2 separate regions of the Homo sapiens genome follow, and region 2 is linked to region 1. The links are chromatin loops, found by intact Hi-C in ENCODE. Cell type or tissue: endothelial cell of umbilical vein. All regions are shown on one strand. Links, peaks and the distances in the headings refer to the core of each region. The heading gives the core; the rest is flanking DNA.

Region 1 (12,244 bases), core at 4,948-7,447:
GAGTGAGCCACCACACCCGGCCCAAAATGTTTTCATTTAATGAAACACAATTATTAAGTCTTTATTAGGTTATAGGATATTTTTATACCCATAAACATACATATATTTTAGCTAATGATTATGTTGTATATTATTTTAGAATGTTACATGTATGTTTCCTTGCCATGAAGCTTATTTAAATCACTCTCCTTCTTATGCAAAACTTTTACTAATGTATAATATACATAAACTAAAGTGCACAGATATTAAATGTGTAATTTGATGAATTGTCATATGCTGAACACACCTGGGGAAATCAACATTCAGTCAAGAAACAAAATCACCACTTAAGACCTACCCTTCTCCTTTTTAGTTATTATTTATCAACTTAATATAAATGAAATACATTTGTATTTGGACTCTCTCTGCAGGCTATACAGTTTTTTCAAGATAACCACTGACCTGACATCTATCACCATACCTAATACTAGCACCTTGTCTGATTTGGGATTTTATATAATTGGAATCATGCAGAATGTACTCTTTGGGGTCTTTTTTCTTTCACTCAATATTTTATTCGTGTCATTCATCTATATTGTTGAGTACAGGTGTAGTTTGTTTATTCCCATTGCTGTATAGTGTTCCACTGAATGACTTTAATACAAGTTACTTATTCATTTTATAAATAAATTCCAGTTTGGGAATGTTGAAGATAGCATTGTTATGAACATCTTTATAGTTGCTACACAATGTGAAGCTGTATATGCTCACATTTGGAAAACTCATATATGAAAACGCTGTGTAAAATATGTATATATTTAATTTTTTGACATATTGAGATAGAGTTTAAAATGGTTGTATCAACTAACATTTTCATTAGTAATGTACAAGTATTAAAATTGATCTATGTCCTTTCAACACTTAGTATTCTATCTTTTCCATTTTAAACGTTGTTTTTTTTTAATCTCTTTCCATAGAAATAACAAAGCTGTTTAAAACAATGCAGATGGTAGAAGCAGTTAGTAAACTCAAAATAGATAACTTGTTTTGTTTCAATTCGTGGGTCTTTTTTTTTTAATTAATCTTTTGTAAGATATCAAGGTGACTACCAAAGGAAGAGTATGATTATGGATATCTTTATGTCAGAAATCAGAAGAGACCTGAAATTAAAAAAAGGTGGTGTTTATACTCATGACTTTCAATAAACGAACATCAAATTAAAGACCACATGAACAGTTTAGTTAGTATTAAAATAATAATTACAACTGAAGGAAAAACAACTTGTAACATAGAATCCAAAACATGTTGATTTTGCCTTTGCCACTTACATTAAATTAGGCCCCAAGAGTGAAGTCAGTGTGAGGCATGTAATACATTTCCCAATCATAAAACAAAAAATGTTTTCCAAGATATTCCTGGAAAACTACAATTCAGCTTGAAAATTTTATAGCCTGCAGAAAAATGTCCAAATACAACTGTGTCTTACTTACATTAAATTAATTAAAACAATCTTCTTATATAAAATATACATTAAGATTCTTTCAGAAACTCATTAAAAGACCACAAAAAATTCGGAAACTATAATTGAAATTATTCTTTTTATTTTCTAGTGTGATTAATCCATTTTATTTGATGTATTTTCTGTAGATTGGTATATAGAATAAATGCAAACTTTATAAAGTCATTCTGCATGAGACAAAAATTCTCTTCAGTCATTTATTGGCAAAGGAGTTATAGAATCATGAATTATCTAAATTACAAGATACTGTCTCATATAAACTGAAGTATTTGATTAATAAAATGTTTTGATTATTAAGATATTTGAGTAAAATTTTTACTACATATGTTGAGAGAGCTTCTGGCAAGTTTTTATGAAAATAATTCAAACCTGTTCCTACAAGTTGCTTCATTGTATATTATGAAAATACAATTAAAGTTCAATATTTAAGTAATTAAATTTCAAACATTCTATGTTCTATAATTAATATTCAGTCAGAATTCATTATATTCAAGCTACTGTGCAAAGTATTACTCATGTGAAGGATACTCTTTGCCGAGGAAATAATACTAATTTTGTGAAGAATATTCAATGTACCTGAAACAATTGGCCTTTTATGCACTTAATGTCAATTTCTATTGCTCTGATACACTTCACCCAAATCATTTAAAATATTTGGATATGTCAATCAACACTTTTTGTACTCAATTATTTTATCTATTTTGAAGAGTGGAAATTATAGTGAAGATTCACAGAAACACACTGAATGTTTCAAACTGTGGTACAAAGCTATAAGAGAAGACATTATTCTTTTCCAGCAAAAATTGTAGGAGCATTGCATGTAGCAAGAAGTATTTTATTAGCCCTTGCAGATTCAATAAAAGCCTGTCAAGTCCTCAGTGTGAGAAGTTGTCATTCTGATTTGTCCTTCTGGCTCCATTTAAACCTACCATTTTAAATCAACTTTAGTATTAATACCTTCTAAAATGTAGATTTAAAAAAGAATAATTTTAAAGAAAAGTGACTGATTCATTTCACATCTTTGAAATAAATGGAATTTTGAAAATTATCTCATATTTCTTCCCCTGTGTTTTCTCTGATAACATGTCCCATATCAGGAGACTAAACTTTCATTACTCACTTAGTTGGCACTTTAATGGAAATTATTTGCAATTAAAAATACATAAACATTTTTTAATGGAGAGAAAATTATTTTCTTTACAAATTCTAATAATATATTTATATTATATTAAAATACAATATATGATTTGTGTGTATATAAGGAAAATGAGGCATTAGAAGACAAAAGCTTTAAAGAAAACATTCTTTTCTGAAAGAAAAATGACAACATTTTGGAAATAATCAACTATTTTATCCAAAAAACAAAAGTACATTTTATGCTTGTATTGTTTATTGCCTTTTATCTAAGTATTCTTTACCATTTTCATAAATGAGATATTACAATTTGAAATTAGTGGTTGAAGAAATACATTATTAACCATTGAAATATCAGAAATTTGGTACTCCTATTTCAGTGAAGTATGGTCACTATAACGAATATCTCCCATGTAGGTTTCAGCCTTCCCTGGAGCTTAGAAAAAGCTTTGGCCGGCAAACATGAAATCAAACCTGATCTCTAGACAGTTAGAATCTTGTCTGACCTTCTTTCCCACATGTCAGTGATAATTATTAAAGAATTAAGCCACGGTTTTATAATAAAGTATTCTCTTACAAATGCAAATTTGCTGCATCTGTTTTCAGTGGTTTAACTTTAAACTATCAATTACATTTTAATTTTCATATTTTTGAGCAATTTTTATTGTCACAATCTTGTCTACCCATGATTCTTTTTCTTTTCATTTTTTAATTGACACATAATAATTATACATATTTATGAGGTATAACGTGATGTTTCAATACATGTATACATTGTGTAATATGTCATGGTATTTAGCATATTCATCACCTCATACAGTTATCATTTCTTTGATAAACATTCAGAGTCCTTTCTTCTAACCATTTTGCAATATACAACACAATATTATTAACCATAGTTACCCTTGTATGCAATAGAACATCAGAATTTATTTCTTCTATCTAACTGCAAGTTTGTACTTCTTGACAAATCTTTCCCTATTTCCCCCTCTCCCCTGATCTCCCCAGCCTCTGGTATCCACTATTCTATTCTCTACCTTTATGAGATAAACGTCCTTAAATTCCACATATGAGTGAGATCATGCGGTGTTTGTCTTTCTATGCCTGCTTATTCCACTTAACATAATGTTTGCCAGGTTCATCCATGTTGTTGCAAATGACAGGACTTCATTATTTTTCATAACTGAATAGTATTGCATGGTGTATATATACCACATTTTCTTTATCCATTTATCTGTTAATAGACACAGGTTGATTCTATACCTTGGCTATTGTGAATAGTGCAGCAGTAAACATGGGAGTGCAGGTATCTCTCCAACATACTGCTTTCATTTCCTTTTAATATATACTCAATAGTGGGATTGCTGGATCATATTGTAGTTCTATTTTTAATTTTTTGAGGAACCTCCACATTGTTTTCCATAACAGCTATACTAATTTTCATCCCCACCAGCAGTGTATAAGTGTTCCTCTTTGTCCACATACACAGCAGCATTTATTATTTTTTATCTTTTTGATAATAGCTGTAGGTGGGAGGATCACGAGGTCAGGAGTTCGAGACCAGCCTGGCCAACGTGGTGAAACCCTGTCTCTGCTAAATATACAAAAATTAGCTGGGTGTGGTGATGTGCACCTGTAATCCCAGCTACTCGGGAGGCTGAGGCAGGAGAATAACTTGAACCTGGGAGACGGAGTTTGCAGTGAGCCGAGATAGCACCATTGTACTCCAGCATGGGCAACAGTGCAAGACTCTGTCTCAAAAAAAAAAAAAAAATAGCTCTTCCGGTTGAGGTGATGTGATATGTCACTGTGGTTTTGATTTGCATTTCCCTGATGATTAGTGATGTTGAGCATTTTTTCATATGCCTGTAGGCCACCTGTATATCATTTTGAGAAATGTCTATTCATTTCTTTTACCCAATTTTAAATTGGGTTATTTGTTTTTATTTATTTTCTGCTACGGAGTTGAGTTTCTTGTATATTCTGAAATATTAACCTCATCAGATTTATGATTTGCATACAATCTATTTCACGTCATAAAAGTATTTTTACCTACTCAAACTCTCATTTTTTCCTTATATCCTTGAACGTACTAAGCAGTTACTCAAAAGACTGTTACAGTTAGCTTTAAAATGGGGATATTCTGTTATTCTGTTGCTATAATTTGTTATTCCTACTGTTTTACCTTAATTTTATTATTTCCATATATATGCCTGGCTATGCTCTATTTTGTGCCATTGTGTTTGCAAAATTGTTTGTAGAATTATAATGCAAATGAGGGTGATGATCTGTTCCTCCAGAGAGGGTTTGCTTTGACTTCAGCCAGGCAACAGCAATCTGGGATTACTTCAATTTCATTTCATGGATTGAAATGATTCAAATATGAACGGCAGCTTCTGCCAGAACCTATATAATAAGATTTCTACTTACTCATAATTGTTATCCATTCATTGTCCTCCATACTCTAATTCCTGCCCCCCTAGCATCAAGAGGCCATCAAAGTACTATCAGCTTTTTAGCCTATAAGATGTCCTTCTGAAATAGTCAGATGCCCTCAAAGGAAAATCAGCCCCAAATACTAGGCTCATTTTTATAAATATATCTGTTTTTTTTTCTCAAATCATGACCCTTAAATTTTGCTATATTTTGACTTACAAAATGCTGTCAAGGAAATTTATTTTTATACTTTGTATGACTTTTCTATTTTTCCTCATTAAGTGAGTTGGCCTGAAACATTAATTTCATCTTGTTAGTCCCTCCCACTGCAACATGAGTGGACAGACAAAAATGATGAGAAAAGAAAGCCACCAGTTATTTATATAACTGATATTTGCCTATCTATTTATACACAGATAAATATGTTTTATATAACATATGGTTTAAAACAAACAGATCAAAATGTCTTGGAAGAGGAAGAAACTGTGCAATTTCTCTTGAATGAAAGGGCAAGTAACATTTCTAGAAATCCATGACAGTACTATAATAAAAGTGCATTCAAGAAACAAACAAATAAGAATATAATTATTTTAAGTTAAATTTATAGTAACATGAAAACGTAATTGAAACTGTGAGAGATGAAGTTGGAATATTTTCCCAGAAAGACAGCAAAAGACAATAGAAAACAGGGAAAAGTTGATCCAGAAGAAAAACATTAAAAATAGATCATAAATATGGAGAGGGCAAAATAATAATAATTCAACTTCTGTTTTTAGCTCAGAGAGACAAAATGCCAGAAAGAGCTTCACTTGTAAACTTACAAGAAAAACTAGACAGACTGCAAATAAACAGCTTCTCTTGAATCTAGCAGAAAACTGAGCACATAGGGCAAACAAACAATGTGAAGTAGGGAAGTGAGTCATGAAAAGCACCTGAATGCAAAAACAGGCACTGAGCATTTGCTTATCTTGGACAAATGCCAATGAATGACATACAAGACAAAAAGTAGTTTCAAGTGGAAATTATTAATGAATTGCAAAAGGCCAAGTATGGGCTAAGGTGAAAGTATAAAACCCCTGGGAGAGATAGTCATGGCAGGTTTCACGTACTCCTGCAGGCTTTTTTCTTTAAGAACCCCTCTCCCCAGGCCCTTCTCAGATGTTCACAGGGAAGATGAAGAAGTATCCTCAGAAAGCTTTTGCCATAGTGTTGACTGGAGAGTGGAATAACAGTCATCTCTAAAATTCTATCAAGAGCCACTATTATATATTCCCTAGTCTGTATGGCAGAGTTCATTAAAATACAAAGCCTGAAGGCACTGGCGGAAACCCACTGCCACTTGAGGAGGGGAACGGAGAAGAAGAAATTAAACTGTACTTTTTGAAGAGGAACACAGATACATGTTACACCCAGCATTTCATCTGAAGGAGGAGCCAAAACACTTAGGAAGATGCAATACTCCTGAGATTCACTTTTTCAGTGCCTTCATAAGACTAAGACCTACATAGTGCATCGGAAAATGCACCCCCCCACCAGCTCACAAAACGACACTAAAGTATCAAAAAATCAAATCAAAGCAGCAATGGAATACAGCGGAAAAATACTGCAAGGGACAGATCACTCCAGGGACTGGCACAGAGTTAAGACAAAACCTAAGTGTCAGAGACAAAAAACAAGACACACGGACACACTTACACACACACATACACACACACACAAACACAAATACAGATACCAGAATATGCTTGCCTATACAACATGTCAAAATTTCAGCTGAAAATTATGAGGCATAAAAAGGTGAGAATAAATATAATATTGAAATACAAGGCAATATAAGAATCAGGCTCATATGTAAGACATATGGCAGGAATAAAGAAAACAAGTTTAAAATAACTATGAGAGGTTAAAGACTCTATTGAGGAAAAAAACAAACAACATGCAAGATCAAATAGATTATTTTAGCAGAGATATGTAAACTAATAAAAACTCAAGTAAAAATGTTAGAAAGTAGAAACACAGTAGCAGACATGAAGAAATCTCAGAGTCCAGTGAAAAGAAGTACAAAAGTTCCCAAAACTTGGGATATTAATCAAACTTTCCTAAACCAGACAGTGAGAAAATCTTAAATGTAGCCAGAAGGGGAAAATTACATGCTACATTCCAAAGAACAAGGATAAGAACTTCAACAGACTTCCTGTATGAAATCATGAGAGCAAGAGGACAATAGAAAGAGTTCTTTTACAGTGCTGAAAATTAAAACAAAATGAAATTTTTGAATTTTATACCCCGCAAAAATACCGCTTAAAAGGAATAAAGGAAATAAAGACTTCCTGAGAACAAAACATAAGAAATCTCATTAACAGAAGATCCATTCCATGAGAAATGTTACAAGAAGTCCTTCAGACAGAAAAAAAAAAATAGGTTATAGGCTGGAAGATTGAATATATACAAAGAGAAGAAGATTATTGGAAATGGAATAAACAAAAGTAAAATAAAATATCTTGTTATTCTTGTTATTTTTATACATTTAAAGGCAACTGATTAATTAAAAGAACAATAATAACAATATCCTGTGTGTATAGCATATGCAAAAGGGAAATGCATGACCACAATGACACAGGGGTGGGAAAGGAGTTGAGAAGATACTGTGATAATCTCCATATACTATATGTAAAGTAGTATACTATTATCTGAAAGTGACCTTAGATGATTGAAACATGTATATTTTGTATCCTGGGGCAATCACTAAAAAGAAAAAGAAAGAAGTACAAGTGAGGAATATAAAATGAAATTATAAATATACACAATTAAAATTGGAGAAGGTAGAAAAAATATATATTTATAAAAAACAAATGCGAATAACTAGCCAGATGGTAGAATTTGATCTGTGTTGATAATTACTTTTGATATGAATAATATAAATACATCAATTGTCAGGTTGGACACAAAATCAAAACTCAACTGTAAGCTTATATACTATCAGAAGTGACTAAGGAGACATGAAGGCTGAAAGTCATGTGGTGTCTTGGATTGGTTCCTGGAACAGAGAGAGGACTCATTAAAAAAGAATAGCATATGGATAAAAAATAAGCTAAAAAAGACAAAAGTTCATTATTTGTATAATGGAAATTACAAATAAAGGAAATATTTTTGCTTTATTTAACAAAGTCATATAGTTGTTTTACTTATTTAGTTTATTTGAATATATAAATTTGATAAAAGTTAAATTAGCAATATTGGAGAAGCAGAACTTCAGAAATGGTTGAGTGAGGAGCTCTGAAATCTTTTTCCCACAAAGTGATTATTAAACTGAACAAAATTTTCAAAAGATAACCATTCTGGGGCTCTGGATGTTAATCAGTGGTGTATAAAAATTTAAGAAGCACTTATTCAGGAAAAGTTTTGTTAGAATAGTGGAAGTGTGCAGTGTTTTAGATTGCAGCTGCTCACATACCCTCTCACTCACCTCCCCCTCCTTTGTGCAGTAGTTCTACCACTGTAGGGTAGGCCAGGAGGATCTGTAACTAGCCAGTCAGGGAGACTGATTTGACTTGCTGGGACCTTGGGGAAAAACAAACAAAAAAAGCCTTTTTTCCAGGACATTGATGAAAATGATAGTGATTTCAGTGAGAAACAATCAGGGAATGCAAATATTGCAGGTAACCTGAAGACAAGATACTGATTGAGGCAAGAAACCAAACACAGGTCATCCAGAAATTTCACAGGGAGGCACAGGTCATAAGACACCTGTAGTAGATGGTATTGGTTAGGTTTATTTGTCAACTTGACTAGGCAGTGGTATCTAATTATGTAACAAAACAGTAAGCTAAATACAGTGTTGCTGTGAAGATATTTTATAGATGTGGTTAACATCTACAATCAGCTGACTTTAAAAAAAAGAGTAAATAACAAAAAGAGTAAATAACAGAATTCTTGGAGAAGAAAAAAATCTACCTTAAGACCATGGCATTTACACCTATTGGAGTTTCCAGCCTGATCCTAGCCTGCTCTACAGATTTTGGACATGTCAGCACCCATAATTATATGAACTAATTCTTTAAAGTAAATTCTTTCTTTCTCTCTCTCTGGATAAAGAAATAAGCTCTCTCTCTCTCTCTCTCTCTCTCTCTCTCTGTGTATATACATAAAATCTGTCTCTCTCTACACACACACACACACACACATACACACACATCTATATATCTATCTTATTAGTTCTCCTACTTTTGAGAACCATGACTGATATACAGACCTAAGCTCTTAAACTCTTACTCATTCCTGAGGATCTGGATTTATACATGTCCAAGGTTGCACACACATTTATGATGGTCCTAGTTATCTACTGGTACCTGACTGAATTTGAAGTGTTGCTTCCATAGAAGATAAAACATGGTACAGTTTCGTAAACTGCCTAACCCTTAGCTGTGTTACTCACCCATATACAGATCCATTGACAAATGATGCAACCCTTAGCGCATGTTATTTCAGCATACCCTCTGAGTAATTGTTGATTGACCACTTAGCCAATCTGACCCTAGGTAGAACCCTAGGAACCCATGTTTGAAAAAATAAAAACAAGGAAACAAAAGTGAATCATAGGCATTACTGGCATTACTGATGTCAGGAGAGACCACAGAACTATTCCCACCCAGTCATTAAACAAATAAACAAATTTTTTTAAAAAAACATAAAAACAAAACATAGCTGGTATGGTTTGAACATTGGCCCCCTCCAAATCTCATGTTGAAATTTAATCTCCAATGTGGCAGTATTGAGAGGTGGGGCCTTTAAGAGGTGATTGGATCATGAGGGTTCTGTCCTCATGGGTGGATTAATTCATTCATGGGTTACTGGATTAATGGGTTATCATGGAAGGGGAACTAGTGGCTTTATAAGAAGAGGAAAAGTGACCTGACTAGCATGTTAGCATGCTCAGCCTCCTTGCCATATGATGCTTTGGGTTACCTTGGGATGTCACATAGAATCACCACCAGCAAGAAAGGCCTCACCAGATTCACCACCTGGGTATTGGACTTCACAGCCTCTATAACTGTAAAAAATAAATTTCCTTATAAATTACCCAGTTTCACTTATTTTGTTATAAGCAACAGAAAATGGACTAAAGCAATAACAAAAAACAGAAACACAACACCAGCTTAGAATAGGGAATAATAATTCACAGTTGCTGTAATATTTCATATTAAGTGGCCAGATTTCAAAACCCAGTGCTATACACAAAGAAATAGGGATGTGTGATCAGTATACAGAAAATAAAATTCAATCAATAGAAACTATCTCCGAAGGGCTCCAGATGTATGTAGTACATCACAGAAAAAATATCAAAGCAGCTCTTATAAATATATTTAAAAGCCTCAGAAATCCTTATTAAAAGACGTAAAGATAAGTATGATGTCAACAGATTATCAGAGGATAGCAATAAAGAAATAGATAAAATAATTAAATGGAAATTATGAACCTGAGGCATTCAATAACTAAAATTTAAAAATATACTAGAAAGGCTCAATGGGTGATTAGTAATGGCAGAAAGAATAATTCAGGGAATATGAAGATATACGTGTGTGTGTAGAAATAAATATTAATAAAAATGAACAGAACTTTAGTGGCTGGTGAAATACCATCTAACATACCAACACATGCATAAAGAGAGTCCTAGAAGGAGAGAGGATAAAGGGAGAGAAAAATAATAAATAATGGCAAATATTTCCTCAATTTGATGAAAAACGTTTGTCTACACATTCAAGAGGATGCAAATTATACTCCTGAAATCATACTGTAAGATAAAAATATTTTACTAGAAGCAAATAGAGGCATTTTATAAAGACAATGGGATAAACTCATTAGGAATTTATAATTTTTATAAACATACACCCACAAGTATTTATATACACACTCAACAAATGACCTCAAAATAATATGAGGCAAATCTGGCAGAATTTAAAGAAGAAATAGCTAATTGAACAGTAATATTTTGATACTTCAGTAACTCACTCTCAGTAATACAGAAAATAAATATAATTCAGAAAGGAAACAGACACTTTGGCAACACTATCAACCAACTTGACCTAATGTCATTGCACCCAACAACAGCAGAATGAACATTCTGTTAAAGTTTTCAGAAAATACTTTTTGAGAATAGTCCATTTTTAGGGTTCTAAGACAAGTTTCAATGCATGTAAATGAGTTAAAAGTCATTTAAAAATTGTTTTTGCTACAACCAAATCAAATTAGAGATCAACAACAAAAAAAACTTACATAATCTTCAGATATTCACATATTAAATAAAATGCTTTTAAATGACCCATAAACCCAGAGAATTCATAAGAGAGGTTAGAAAATATTTTTATCTTAGTGAAAATAAACATATCAAAATGTAAAGAATGTAGTTAAATCAGTGCTCAGCAGGAAAGTTTTGCTTTAAACACCTTATCTTTGTCCTTTTGTGCTGCTATAACTAAATATCTGATAGTGGGTAATTTATAAAGAATAGTTGATTTTCTCACAGTTCTGGGGAATGGGAAGTCCAAAATCATGGTGCTGACAGATTAGGTGTCTCGTGAGAGATGTTTTCTGCTTTCAAAATGGTGCCTTGTTGCTGTGTCCTCACATGGTAGAAGAGGTAAATATTGTGTTCTCACAGAGCAGAAGGACAAAAAAGAGCAAAAGGGACAAACATTTTCAGAAGCAATGGAAGGGACAGAAGGGCAGAGGGAAAGAAGATCCTCTCTAAAAGCTTTTTTCTAAGGTCATTAATAATTTCCTAATAATTTCTCCCAAAAGGTCTGCTTCTAATATAATTGCTGTGATGATTAAGTTTTAATATGAATTTTGAAGCAGCACAAACATTCAAATCATAACATGCCTCATTAGAAAACAAAACAAAAAAAAGATCTCAAATCAATAACCTAGGCTTCCAAATTAGGAGAAAACAAAACCTAAAGCAAGAAGGAAGGAAGTAATATCAGACTGCAAATCAAATATATATATAACAAAACAATAGAGAAAAATCAATAAAATTAGAAGTAAGGGCTTTTTTAATTAAAAAAAATGGTTAAATCTTTAGCTAAAAAGATGAAGGAAAAAAAAGAGAGAAGATACAAATTAACCAAACTGCAAAAGAGAAGATTTCATTACAGACCTTACAGAAATTAAAATAAT
Region 2 (12,244 bases), core at 5,569-8,068, 570 kb after region 1:
GTGTATTTACATATACCTGTGTGTATATACAAATATATGTGTGTGCATGTGTGTGTATACATATATACACATATATGTACATACATACACACACAGCCATACCCAAGATATACCTATATCTGTCCTTCTGTTTCTAATTATGTTCATATGATTAATCACCTTACCCAGGTGTGCAAGATAGTGGCATAAGTCTGGAAAGTGAAGTACTCATCAGGAAGACACAGGGTATTAAGGTGATGGAAAAGGTGAAGGGGTTCATAAGTAGCGATAATAAAATTGTCATCACTCATTTTATCCAGGTCTGGAACAATTGTGTGTGCAAATTATTTTACATATGAATTTACTACTGAAGACATAATTCTGGCATAATCTGGAATAAAGGTATCACAGATGAACAGTGTATTAAAAGAATCTTAACATAGTTGAGAGAAAAGCCTCCATTTCACATTGTAAATTTATTTGCTGTATAGAGAATTAATGCCTTCATTAACATTAGCAAGACTAAGTTTCTGAAAGAAGATGGTCATTTATCCTTATGTTTGTTTCTTTTTTTAGGAAAGGATAAGCTCTAAGTTTGAATATTGATTTCCAAAAAGCTCAGCTTCTTCAATGTATAACCAGAGAGCACAACAGTCCTATTTCTAAACATAGTATCCAAATACTCCAGCACCAAAGATAATCTTTTTAAAAATAGCACGCATGATTCATGTTTTATACCAGTATTTAACTTAAAATTTTCCATTGTTAATACTGAGCTGGAAACTGGATATATTAAGCTTTTTGAAGAAATGTGGAGTTGGTGGTGGTGGTAAATTTGTTTATTGGCCAATGTTCAAGTCCCGACTTGTATTTACTTTATATGGACAACAATCTTTATGTTAGTTAGATAAGCAAATGTTAAATCTTATCAAGAAGAGAGCTCATTATTTAGAGTATGTTAGAAGAACTCATCCCCACAAAGTAATGCTAGCAATGCTGTAAATTAAATTTGCTATACAAAGTACTATATAAGCCAAATTTAAAAGAGGAAGGAGCAGCTGCTCTTTCCCCAGAGAGGCAACACAATTTGTCTTGTAAACTAGAGCTGGTATTTCTTCATCACATGTATTAAGTGATTCTCTCTTTCATTTTGCTTCCATCATTGACTCTTCTTCCCTCAAGGAACCCTCATCCACTCTGCTCATAACCTTCTGAGTTCACAAATATATCCATGCATCCCTTAACTTAAAATACAGTCACATGCCACTTAACAGCAAGGATACATATAAGAAATGTGTCATTAGGCAACTTCATCACTTTGCAAACATCATACAGTATACTTACACAAACCTACTAGGAGGTACATACAGCTTACTACATACCAAGAATAGATGGTATTGCTTATTTTTATAACATGCGACAAACCTGTACAGCATGTTGCTGTACTGAACACCGCAGGCAATGGAACACAATAGTACATATTTGTGTATCATTTAGATATAATTAATATCTAAACATAGGAAAGATAAAGTAAAAATACAGTATTGTAATCTTCTGGGACCACTGTGGTATATGTGGTTAGTCTTTGACTGCAATGTCCTTCTGCAGTGCATGACTGTATGCCAATTTTCAGAGGTAAAATCTGTCGTCTCCTCCTCTCATCTTCTCAATATTTTATGTCCTAACTCCTCACCTCAAATGTCTTTTAAAAATGACATTTTTTTGCCTAACTTAACTCTTATTTACCAATTTGTATCACTATATCAATTATTGATGTCCATCCCCTATAATACTGAATATGTTTATTTATTTTTTTGTTATTATTCTATTCTTTTGTCACCTTAGTTTTTTCCTATTTAGTTATTTTTCTTGACATTGATTGACAAAAAGTACTAAAGTGAAAACCTGGAAAAAAATAGGAAAACCTGGAAGACTAGTCACTAAAAAGCTAAAAACAAATAAAATTCTAGTAAAAATTACTGATATTTAATGAATTTTATTCCTGATCAATGGAGAGACAAGTGAAATTTACAGCAGAAATCTCTTTCTCTGGCCCTAACAGGCAATTTAGATTATTTCATACAAGGTGAGAGAATCCTACTTGTCTCTATTTCTCAGCCCAATGTTCCCATTGCTAAGCATTATTTTTTTGAATGCTTTAATGGCCTTCAATACCACCACTGTGCTAAGATCTAAATATATATAGTTTTAAAGACTTTTGACTGTTGAATGCAGCAATAGGGGAAACATAAAATACATGTTGGTTACTATGATATGAAAAAACAATAAAAGTTGAAATAAAATGCCTGAGCTATGAGTGAAGCTTCTGTCTCATTTAGGCATATACCAAGCAACTGCAGAATTGGATAGGGTCTATTTTCATAAACGGAAAGACAGTTCCATTTTCTATAAGCAAATGTAACCCAGAAACAAAAATCAAATGCAACCCAGAAACAAAAATCAAATGCTTTCACAGGCTCAGAGAAATAATAAGAAAACGAATCAATGCTGGGGTTGAAGCCCTTTAGTTTCTAATTATTAGATACCCACCGATTTCTGTTTAGCCAAAGGTGCACAGGATTCAATGTTGGGGCTTAACTATCTGTGAAATTAGACAGTAATCTATGGGGAGCTGTAATGCTGAAGGCAAAAGGTCTAAATTATCTGAAAATTATTTAAGTGTGTGTATGTGGATTGGTGATGATGCCATACAAATACATGATTTAAAAGAGACAATCTGGTTGAACTGTATTTAGTTTCCTACAATATTTCTGCCCAATGAAAATATCTAATACGTCTATAAAAATAACTAATTAGGAATTATTCATAAATGTGTTCTAAGATAGTCTAAAGGCAGAACAGAGTAACTAAATAATTATGTGGAGAGAATATCTAATATAGTTCCATGGCATGATTTATCAAACTACTTCTTGCGAAAAGCAGGGGAATCCACAGAGTAGAAGAGAATGAGGAAGAGGTTGCAGGTTCACATTCTGTTGCCTTTAAATAAAACAAATACTCAAATAAGGTATAAAAGGGATCTCTTCCTATATCAGTAATAAAATAAGAAAATTGGCAAAAATATTACGGAGTTTAAAGCTTGTATTAGAATTGTATTAAAAATAATGAGCTTTAAGGAGGTTAGTGGACAATTTAAAACAAATATTTGTAGTGAAATCTCAAGGTATGTTCCCAGGTATGTGGAGAATAGAAAAACTTATCAGGTTATTTGTGGACATGATGACCTATAAGGAATAGCGAGCCTAGCAAGAAACAAAGCTGGGTCTGCTGATGGAGAAGCTGCCTATTCATTACTAAGGTTTCCTCCTTTTTTTTTCAGAGAAAATTTATTTCATAATTAAAAACAGATGTAAACTAATTTCAAAAGTACAACAAGGCAATCTATTGATTTAGGCAGCAGCTTATAATATAAAAGACAACAGAGCAATCTATTGATTTAGGCAACAACTTATAGCAGAAAGAGAAATACCCTTAAATCAGGAAGCTTTCATTTTGTTAATTCCAAGCTAATTGATGAACTTTTAGTTGAAAATCCATTTTTAGCTTCAAGATCTTCTTCAAAAAATTGAGGTAATAACACAAACTGTTCAATAAAATTATAAGAAGTCATTGTTGTGAACTGAGCTACTATGCTAGGCATCAGTAGACCAAATCAAAATCAAGTTTCTTAAGCTAAGTGCCATGCAATCAAACTATAACTTTACCATGGCACATGTATACCTACGTAACAAACATGCATGTTCTGCACATGTATCCCAGGACTTAAAGTATTAAAAAAAGAAAGAAAGAAAGAAAGCAGGAAAATCCCCAAAAAGACCTTTTTTTTTTTTTTTTTCCTAAAATCAGGTGATTCCCAACAACCAATCAGAAAGGGCCTACTCAACCTGAACCAACATGAAAAGGAAGTCCCCTCTGCTTTATCCCTTGCGAGGAAAGTCACTGAAGCAAGCTAATGTTAACTAATCCATTTTTTTGGTATTATTCTGTTTCCTTGTTCCTCCTCAACCTACCTTCAAAAACCAACTTTTCTGACATGCCCAACAGACCACATTTTATTTAGGTGGGAAGATGCCTAATTCATGAATTATTAATAATGACAATCAGATGTTTATACTACATTTGTTGACATTTTTTGTTTTTAACTCTACTCAAAGTGTAATTGTAAAAATTACTTGCAAAGGCATCAGGCACAGTTAAGTGGCAGATTAACTTACCTATTTGTTCTTAAAATAAACATTTATTAAGTGTCTCCCTGAGGGAGAAATTATGCCAAGTCCAAGAAAAGCAAAGCCTAATAAAACATAGATGCTCCCTTCAAAGAGTTCATAGAAGAGGAAAGACATATGGGAAAAAAGGGTATGGAATGTCACAGAGACCATGATGAGAGTTATGGCACCCCAAGGGAAGAGTCAATTCTTACATGTAGGGATGAGGACATTACCTGGTATCCAATAATTCTGAGTAATTTATTTATTAGTTCTAGTAGTTTTATGAAGATTCCTTATGAGTTTCTAGGTATCACATATGATATATCAGCTGTGAAAAAGACAGTTTGTTTTTGTCTTTTCAGTCTCTTAATTTCTTCCCCTTGCCCTATAGCGTGGGCTAGAACTTCCAGTACCCTGTTGAATAAAAGTTGAGTGACTATACTTGCCTTCCTCCCAATCTTTGAAGGAAACCATACCATACTTTACCATTAAGTAAGATGTTAGCATTAGTTTTTTGTTTTGTTTTGTTTTGTTTTGTTTTTTATAGATGCCCTTTATCGAATTCAGGGAGTACTCTTTTATTTGTACTTTTCATTAGGAAATGTTGAACTTTGCCAAGTGAATTTTCTGCACCTATTAAAAAGATTGTATGTTTTTGTTCTCCGTCATTCCAGTCATGCAATGAATTATACTACCTGATCCTCTTACTTTATTTTATCTTCTTTTTATATATTGATGAATTCAATTTGCTGATATGTTATGAAAAGTTTCTGCATTTGTATCCATAATAATTATTGTTCTGTACCTTTATTGTAATGCTTCTTTTTTGTTTTGTATCAGAATGATGCAGACCACATAAAATAAATTTTGAAGTTTATTCTATCATCTGCTTTCTGGAAGTGTTTGTGTATGATTGATATTAGTTTTCCTAATGTTTGATAGAATTTACCAGGAAAACCACCAGGGCTTAGAATTTTTTGTGGGACATTTTATAATGACTTATAGTAAAGTCATTTCTTTAACAGATATACAGTTATATAGTTTTCTTCAAAAATTTCTTCTTGTGTCAGTTCCAGTAAGTTGTGTTTTTTGGGGAGTTCATACAACATCATAATTGTTGATTTTGTTGACATGATTTGTTGACATGTTAAAAAAAATCTTGTGTTTATTAATACCTATAATATGTTTTGTAGTAAATCTTTTATTTATGATATTGTTAATTTGTATTCTGTCTCTCTTTTTTCCAAATCAGTGTATCAAGGCACTTTTCTATTTTATTAATCTTTTCATTAAAATAACTTTTAGCTTTGTTCACTTAGACTATTGTTTTTCTGACCTATGTCATTGATTTCTGCTCTTAGATTCATTATTTGTACTTTTATGCTTATGTGAGTTTAATTTGCTTTTTTTCCTCTAGCTTCTTAAGGTGAAAACTTGATAGCTGATAGTAAACATTTCTTTCTCTCTACTAAAAGTCTTTAAGATTATAAATTTTTCTCTAAATATTTCATCAGTATTGCCCCAGTTTTTAAATGTTGCAATTTTATTATCATTCAGTTTAAAATATGCTTTACTTATGCTTGTGATCTCTTTGAGATATATTCATTATTTAAAATTTAGTTTTTAATACATTTTAAAGGCCAAGTTTTATGCTGCAAGAATTATATCTTAATAGATGTTATAAAATGAGGTGTTAAATTTCCAAACAGTGTGGCTTTTTTATTTATCTTACTTTTATCAATTAAATTTAATTGCATCATTGTCGAAGAAGGGATTTCGTGACATTTCACTGCTAAAAGCAGTTACAAAGATGAGAGGACAGAGGGAGCTGCAGTAGGAGCTCAAGAGATCTATGGATGCTCATGCTTCAATCCTCCCATGAGCAGAAACAGGCTAAGTTTTAATAGGTCTTCCATTTATTTAGCCTTGGCTGGTGTTTATGCGTCAAAAGATAAGTCTAAAAAATATTAAATAGCTTGTGTGCTTCCTTTTTAAGTTACAATTATTTAAATTTTAGTTTAACTTAGTTTTGTTTTTAATGATTTGTTTGTTTTGGGATTCAGAGAAGATGACAGGAATAGGAAGGAATGTAGTGCAGACAAGTAGTTTGGAGTTTAATAAAACTAAATTGCACCTATATATTTGACTTCACCTTTAATTTGCTGTGTGATCTTGAGTACAAGGGCCTGTTACAATAAGGTAGGAACTGACTGATGCAGAGATGTCAACTCGCAGGGTGAAATAATTTGTTTAAATTTTATTTAGTGACAGAAGATATAGAAACCTCCGTCAACCGAGACAGCTACAAGAAGAAACATTGTGGCATACTCCCAATCATGGGAGCCTACCAAATTCCCAAAGCCCTCAAGGAGGTACACAGCTCCAGATAATGCCTTCTTAGAATAAGTTTCCACCAGATCTGAGAAATAATATTTACCAAGCTTAGAGAGTTTTCATACTCTCCTGGTTCTTTTTCATTATGCTGGATTTTTCTGCAACTGGCTATGTGCCTGCCTGCTCACCAAGTGAAATCACTGGTACAAAACAATCTCAACACATTCCTGAGTGTTTATTGCTCAAGTGGGGGAATTCAAGGTCAGCCTCCCATGAGTTCTGGTTTCCTGTTCCTTGGCAGAACCAGGTCTCAAGGCTCGCCGTGTCTATTCCTTGACAACCTATTGGAATCTGTCTGAAACCAGTCAAACAAAAGACAGAGCTAGTCACGGTAGTGTGCCAGCATCTATTTTAGACATCAATTCAGAATGCTACACTATCAGTTTGCTTGGACAATGAATCAAGATCCGTTGAGGTTAATGCAAGTCAAAGATACTTCTCCATTATGACAAGCTTGGTGCATATCTGTGCAAGCTCTAGACAGGGCATGAGCTCATGATAACTTGTAGCATGCTCAGTGAATGAAGAATGTGTGACTTTTAGGCATCGAAGAATTCCTAATTTATAAACTCTAGAAAAATCATATTTTTTTTCTGATTAGATTTTCTAAGGGACTCATTGCTTATTTCTTTTTATTTCTCCTTTCCCACAAGTCTTGTCACTAACTCTACATAGTCACAAATTTAGCACTACAAGTACAGATTCTGTATAATTCTGGACCAGAACTTTCCCTTTATGCCAAGCCAAGGTACTATGTTTGGCTTTAATTCATCACTCTGACCTACTTTGTTCTCAGCTTTAAAGAAAGAAAAATTAAATTAGCCCTTGCCATTAGGATAAAAAAGTTGTTTCAGCTTCCCTCCACTAAGGTACTATTTAACCACTGAACTTGTAATACATTAAATGGAACCAGAGTGGCTCTAAGGAATTAAGGCTGTTTCCTAACTTACTTCAAGGCTCATTAAGAGAAGAGTTTCCAAAAAGTGTGTTTCCAGTTTATTTCTAGTTTAAACTTCTCTTATACTACTTGTTTGAATTAATAGGGCTTCACAAATATCTTTTCGGGCATTGGTGAGATACTTAAGAACAATAGCATTTTATATAAATATACTAAACTGAGGTGGTAGTTTGGTCATCACATGGTTTAGCTGCTTCCCTACCCAAGTCTCATCTTGAATTGTAGCTCCCATAATCCCCATGTGTCATGGGAGGGACCCAGTGGGAGGTAATTTAATCATGGAGGCGGTTACCCTCATGCTGTTGTCATGACAATGAGTGAGTTCTCATGAGATCTGATGGTTTTATAAAGGGCTTTCCCCTCTTTTGCTTGGCACGTCTTGCAGCTGCCATGTGAGGAAGGACCTGTTTTCTTCCCCTTCTGTCATGACTCTAAGTTTCCTGAGGCCTCCCCACCATGCTGAATTGTGAGTCAATGAAACCTCTTTCCTTTATAAATTATCCAGTCTTGGGTATGTCTTTAGTAGCAGCATGAGAATGGACTAATGCAGGCCACTTGTGAAAATATTGAATTTAGAGGACAAAAATAAGAAAAAGAGAATGTAGAGATGCAAAGGAAGAAGGAAAAGTTGGTAATAAGATTAATTATAAATTTCTGGGTATGTTTATATTTATTGAATTTCTTTTACATGTTAGGCTTCATTCTGGGTGTTTGAAGATACATCACTAAATAAAACCAATTAAAATCTTGGCATTCATGTAATTGAGAGTATAATTCAGGATATAGAATATAAAAAATAAATAAATAAATGATTTTATACTTTAGGAAGAAAATTTGGAGGGGATAGGAGCGTAGCAATATGTGTGTAGATGTTGTGATTACATATAAAGTGGTCAAGGGAAATGACACTGAAAAGATATCATTCGAGTGAAGATGATGAAAATCTGGGAGTGAGCTATATAATAAGGAGAAAACAAGAAATACTTCACTTTAATAGCAGGCAAAATAGGTGATGACCATTTATATAATATCAGTATTGTGTTTTCAATTAAAAAGCAGCTTATTAAATGAGGAGTATATCTCTAGCTTTCAGCTATGTACTTTTTCAAGTCCTGCAAAAAAAAGAGGCTTAAGATTCTCTCGCTGCTCAAAGGACAAATACTCTTCCATCCACAAATTGAAAACAAGACAATTAGGAAGGGTGACTACATGTAACACATTTCTAATCACTTACTACAATAGAGTTGAATTTATTTAGAAATACTGCAGAACTTGCTGGCAAAAGAAGAGAGGGATTTCAAGAAAGAGTGAAGGAAGAATATGAGAAGCAAAGATAAAGATATAAGGATGAAGAATAAAAAATAATAATGTAGGGATGCAGAAGGAAATAGTTGAAATAAATAAATTGGCTTGATTACAAAAGAAAGTTATTCACTGGAAGTTAGGTGGCTAAAGCAATGCAGGATTAGGAGGGCCCTGATTTCTGAAACAAAATTTCAGTGTCTGAAATTGTTGGAATAAATAATAATTGACATTGCAAGTAGGGTTTGCTTGCCAAGACACTTCCTCTTTTGCCAATTATGATGTCTGGATGTTCTACTATTCGTCATTGTTTGGGTTTAGACATTGTTCCAGAAGTTTCCTATAAACATGCACATATGCAATATGTTAGCAAATGCTAGTTTACTTGATTTAAGAAAATGCTCCACCCTCTCATGTCTTTGCTTAATGTCCTCTCAAATGGAATTGCGGATTCTCTTGTAATTCTTATAATATTACTAGTAGCAGCAGCAGTTGTAATATTCAAACACTCACCTTTCCGGCAAATTTTCTTCCATCCAGAAACATGTTCAAGTATGGCTAATATCAACAATTTCTCTCTCTTGATTTTTTATTCCCCTATAGCACTCTCCCAATTTCTTTACTCTATCAAATCTAAGCCTCTTGAAAGATCTCTGCCTCTACTTTTTTTACTTCCTAATCCCAGTAATCTGGCTTATGCTCCCTCTGCTCCACTAAAAATCATCCTGATGATCACATAAATAACCTCAGAATTGTCAGGTTCAATAAACGTACTTTAGCCCTTTACTTCTTCACCTCACTGATCCATTGGGTTCTGTTTTCCTGTCATCTCTCAGAAAATTCTCTTGTATCTGACTATCATGATTCTCTTTCTATTTCAGAGATCACTGCCTCAGGCTTCACTGTTCTTTCTACGCTAACCTCAGTCTGGACAATGTCTTCCATGACCAGAGCTTCACCTATTATAAATGTGGAATAAATGCCAAAATTTTATCTCTCACACATCTGCATTTTTGTTCGTAATATCCTCATCTCATGAAATATTATTCCTCTATTTTTCTGGCATTGTCTGTAAATACCTTACTAAATTTTATGCTGAAAGACACAGTAGAGTGTTCCTTCTTTGTTGCACATGCATTTCTTGCTAAAACCCCTAAAATAACACTCATCACATGTTTTCACTTTCTTTTGGAGAACAATCCTGGAGCATATTTTCAATTTTTGTATCACAAGCACCTACCATTATTTGGAACACCAGAATGAGGGATAGTGCTCAAGAATATTCATTGCATAGATGAAATTGTGTCATAAGGAACAAACAAAATATTTATATAAATATTGTAAATGACTGTCTATATCTTGGGGAACTTTCCAACAAATACAAAATAAAATCAGATAGAGATAAATCAAGGAGGAATCATCTTGTAAAGTCAGAGCTAGTGATAAGATATCAGAGAAGGGATGTCATGAGGAAATTATGAATACAAAACTAGCAAAACAGTTTAACAGATAGTGGGAGAAATAGAACAAGTATGCTAATTAAATCTCAAGCAAGACAAATAAAACAGAAAAAAATATTAACCCTATGTATAGGAACACAGAGATTAGAAATCATAAGGATAAAGCCCCGCAATCATTTCTAGAACCAATGACTTTAATGGAAATAGAAATTTTTTGTTTTAGATAGGGACTATCATAAACTGACTTACAAAAATTCAAGAGGAAAGTTAAAGAAAACCTTTACTTTAAAAAGAGTTTATTATTTTAGCATGGGCAATGCCGTGTCCACACTTGAGATACAGGAATGATGAAATATAGGAGATACGAGTAAAAAAGATTTCAACATGGTCTAATTTTCAAAAGTCAAAACTTTCAGCCAGGTGCTGTGGCTTATGCCTGTAGTCCTAGCACTTTAGGAGGCTGAGGAGGGTGGATCACGAGGTCAGGAGTTCGAGACCAGCCTGTCCAAAATGGTGAAACCCCATCTCTACCAAAAATACAAAAATTAGCCAGGTGTGGTGGCAGGCACCTGTAATCCCAGCTACTCAGGAGGCTGAGGCAGGAGAATCACGTGAACCTGGGAGGCAGAGGTTGCAGTGAGCTGAGATCTCACCACTGCACTCCAGCCTGGGCAACAGAGCGAGACTCTATCTCAAAAACAAAAAGTCAAACTTTCAAATAAAACCAGGTGGGGAGGCTGGGTGCAACGAGTCACGCCTGTAATCCCAGCACTTTGGGAGGCCAAGGCAGGCAGATCACCTGAGGTTAGGAGTATGAGACCAGCCTGGCCAACATGGTGAAACTCTGTCTCTGCTAAAAATAGAAAAATTAGCCGGGTGTGGTGGTGCACACCTGTAATCTCAGCTACTCAGGTGGCTGAGGCAAGAGAATCTCTTGAACCCGGAAGGCAGAGGGTGTAGTGAGCTGAGATTGTGCCACTGCCCTCCGGCCTGGGCAACAGAGCAAGACTCCATCCCCCACCAAAAAAAAAAAAAAAAAAACAGGTGAAGAGAAAAAAAAATACGAAGTGTAAGGTTTGTAAAAGAGGGCTCATAAACCATGAATGAGATCAGATAGATTTTATTGCAGTTTTCACCTTTTCCACTGGTTATATAGCTAGACAGACTAGTGACTTGGGCAGATTTCAAATCCAGCAATTGAAGACAAGATTTTCAGATCAATATTATTAAATCATTGAACTAAGTTGAGGTAAACTTTACATATATATACTTTAAGTTCTGGGATACATGTGCAGAATGTGCAGGTTTGTTACATAGGTATACCCGTGCCTTGGTGGTTTGCTGCACCCATCAACCTGTCATCTACATTAGGTATTTCTCCTAATGTTATCCCTCCTCCAGCCCCCACCCCACCGACAGGCCCCAGTGTGTGATGTTCCCCTCCCTGTGACCCTGTGTTCTCATTGTTCAACTCCCACTTATGAGTGAGAACATGTAGTGCTCAGTTTTCTGTTCCTGTGTTAGTTGGCTGAGAATGATGTTTCCAGCTTCATCCATGTGTCTGCAAAGGACATGAACTCATCCTTTTTAATGGCTGCATAGTGTTCCATGGTGTATATGTACCATATTTTCTTTATCTAGTCTATCATTGATGGGCATTTGGGTTGGTTCCAAGTCTTTGCTATTGTGAATAGTGCTGCAATAAACATACCTGTGCATATGTCTTTATAGTAGAATGATTTATAATCCTTTAGGTATATACCCAGTAATGGGATTGCTGGGTCATATGGTTTTTCTGGTTCTGGATCCTTGAGGAATCGCCACACTGTCTTCCACAATGGTTGAACTAATTTACACTCCCACCAACAGTGTTAAAGTGTTCCCATTTCTCCACATCCTCTCCAGCATCTGTTGTTTCCTGA

What was found. A loop is a pair of places that touch in the nucleus more often than their neighbours do. Peaks named below come from ENCODE experiments on the same cell type or tissue, not always from the same donor. Only the 100,000 strongest peaks of a DNase experiment are listed, where the experiment ranks them.
Region 2: it touches region 1 in a loop (7-fold over the local background); 4 of 110 quality-filtered maps call a loop at or near these places.

The regions. Positions count from the first base shown.
Region 1 is chr6:141,546,507-141,558,750 of GRCh38, reverse strand. No RefSeq gene overlaps it. Among named protein-coding and RNA genes, the nearest start is that of GJE1, 580 kb to the left of the region's middle. In endothelial cell of umbilical vein, for the core only: no CTCF peak of the experiment used is centred there; a DNase peak (open chromatin) is centred at 6,010; H3K27ac peaks cover 1,896 bases.
Region 2 is chr6:140,974,532-140,986,775 of GRCh38, reverse strand. No RefSeq gene overlaps it. Among named protein-coding and RNA genes, the nearest start is that of MIR4465, 300 kb to the right of the region's middle. RefSeq lists a silencer at 6,730-7,024. In endothelial cell of umbilical vein, for the core only: no CTCF peak of the experiment used is centred there; a DNase peak (open chromatin) is centred at 6,865; H3K27ac peaks cover 2,093 bases.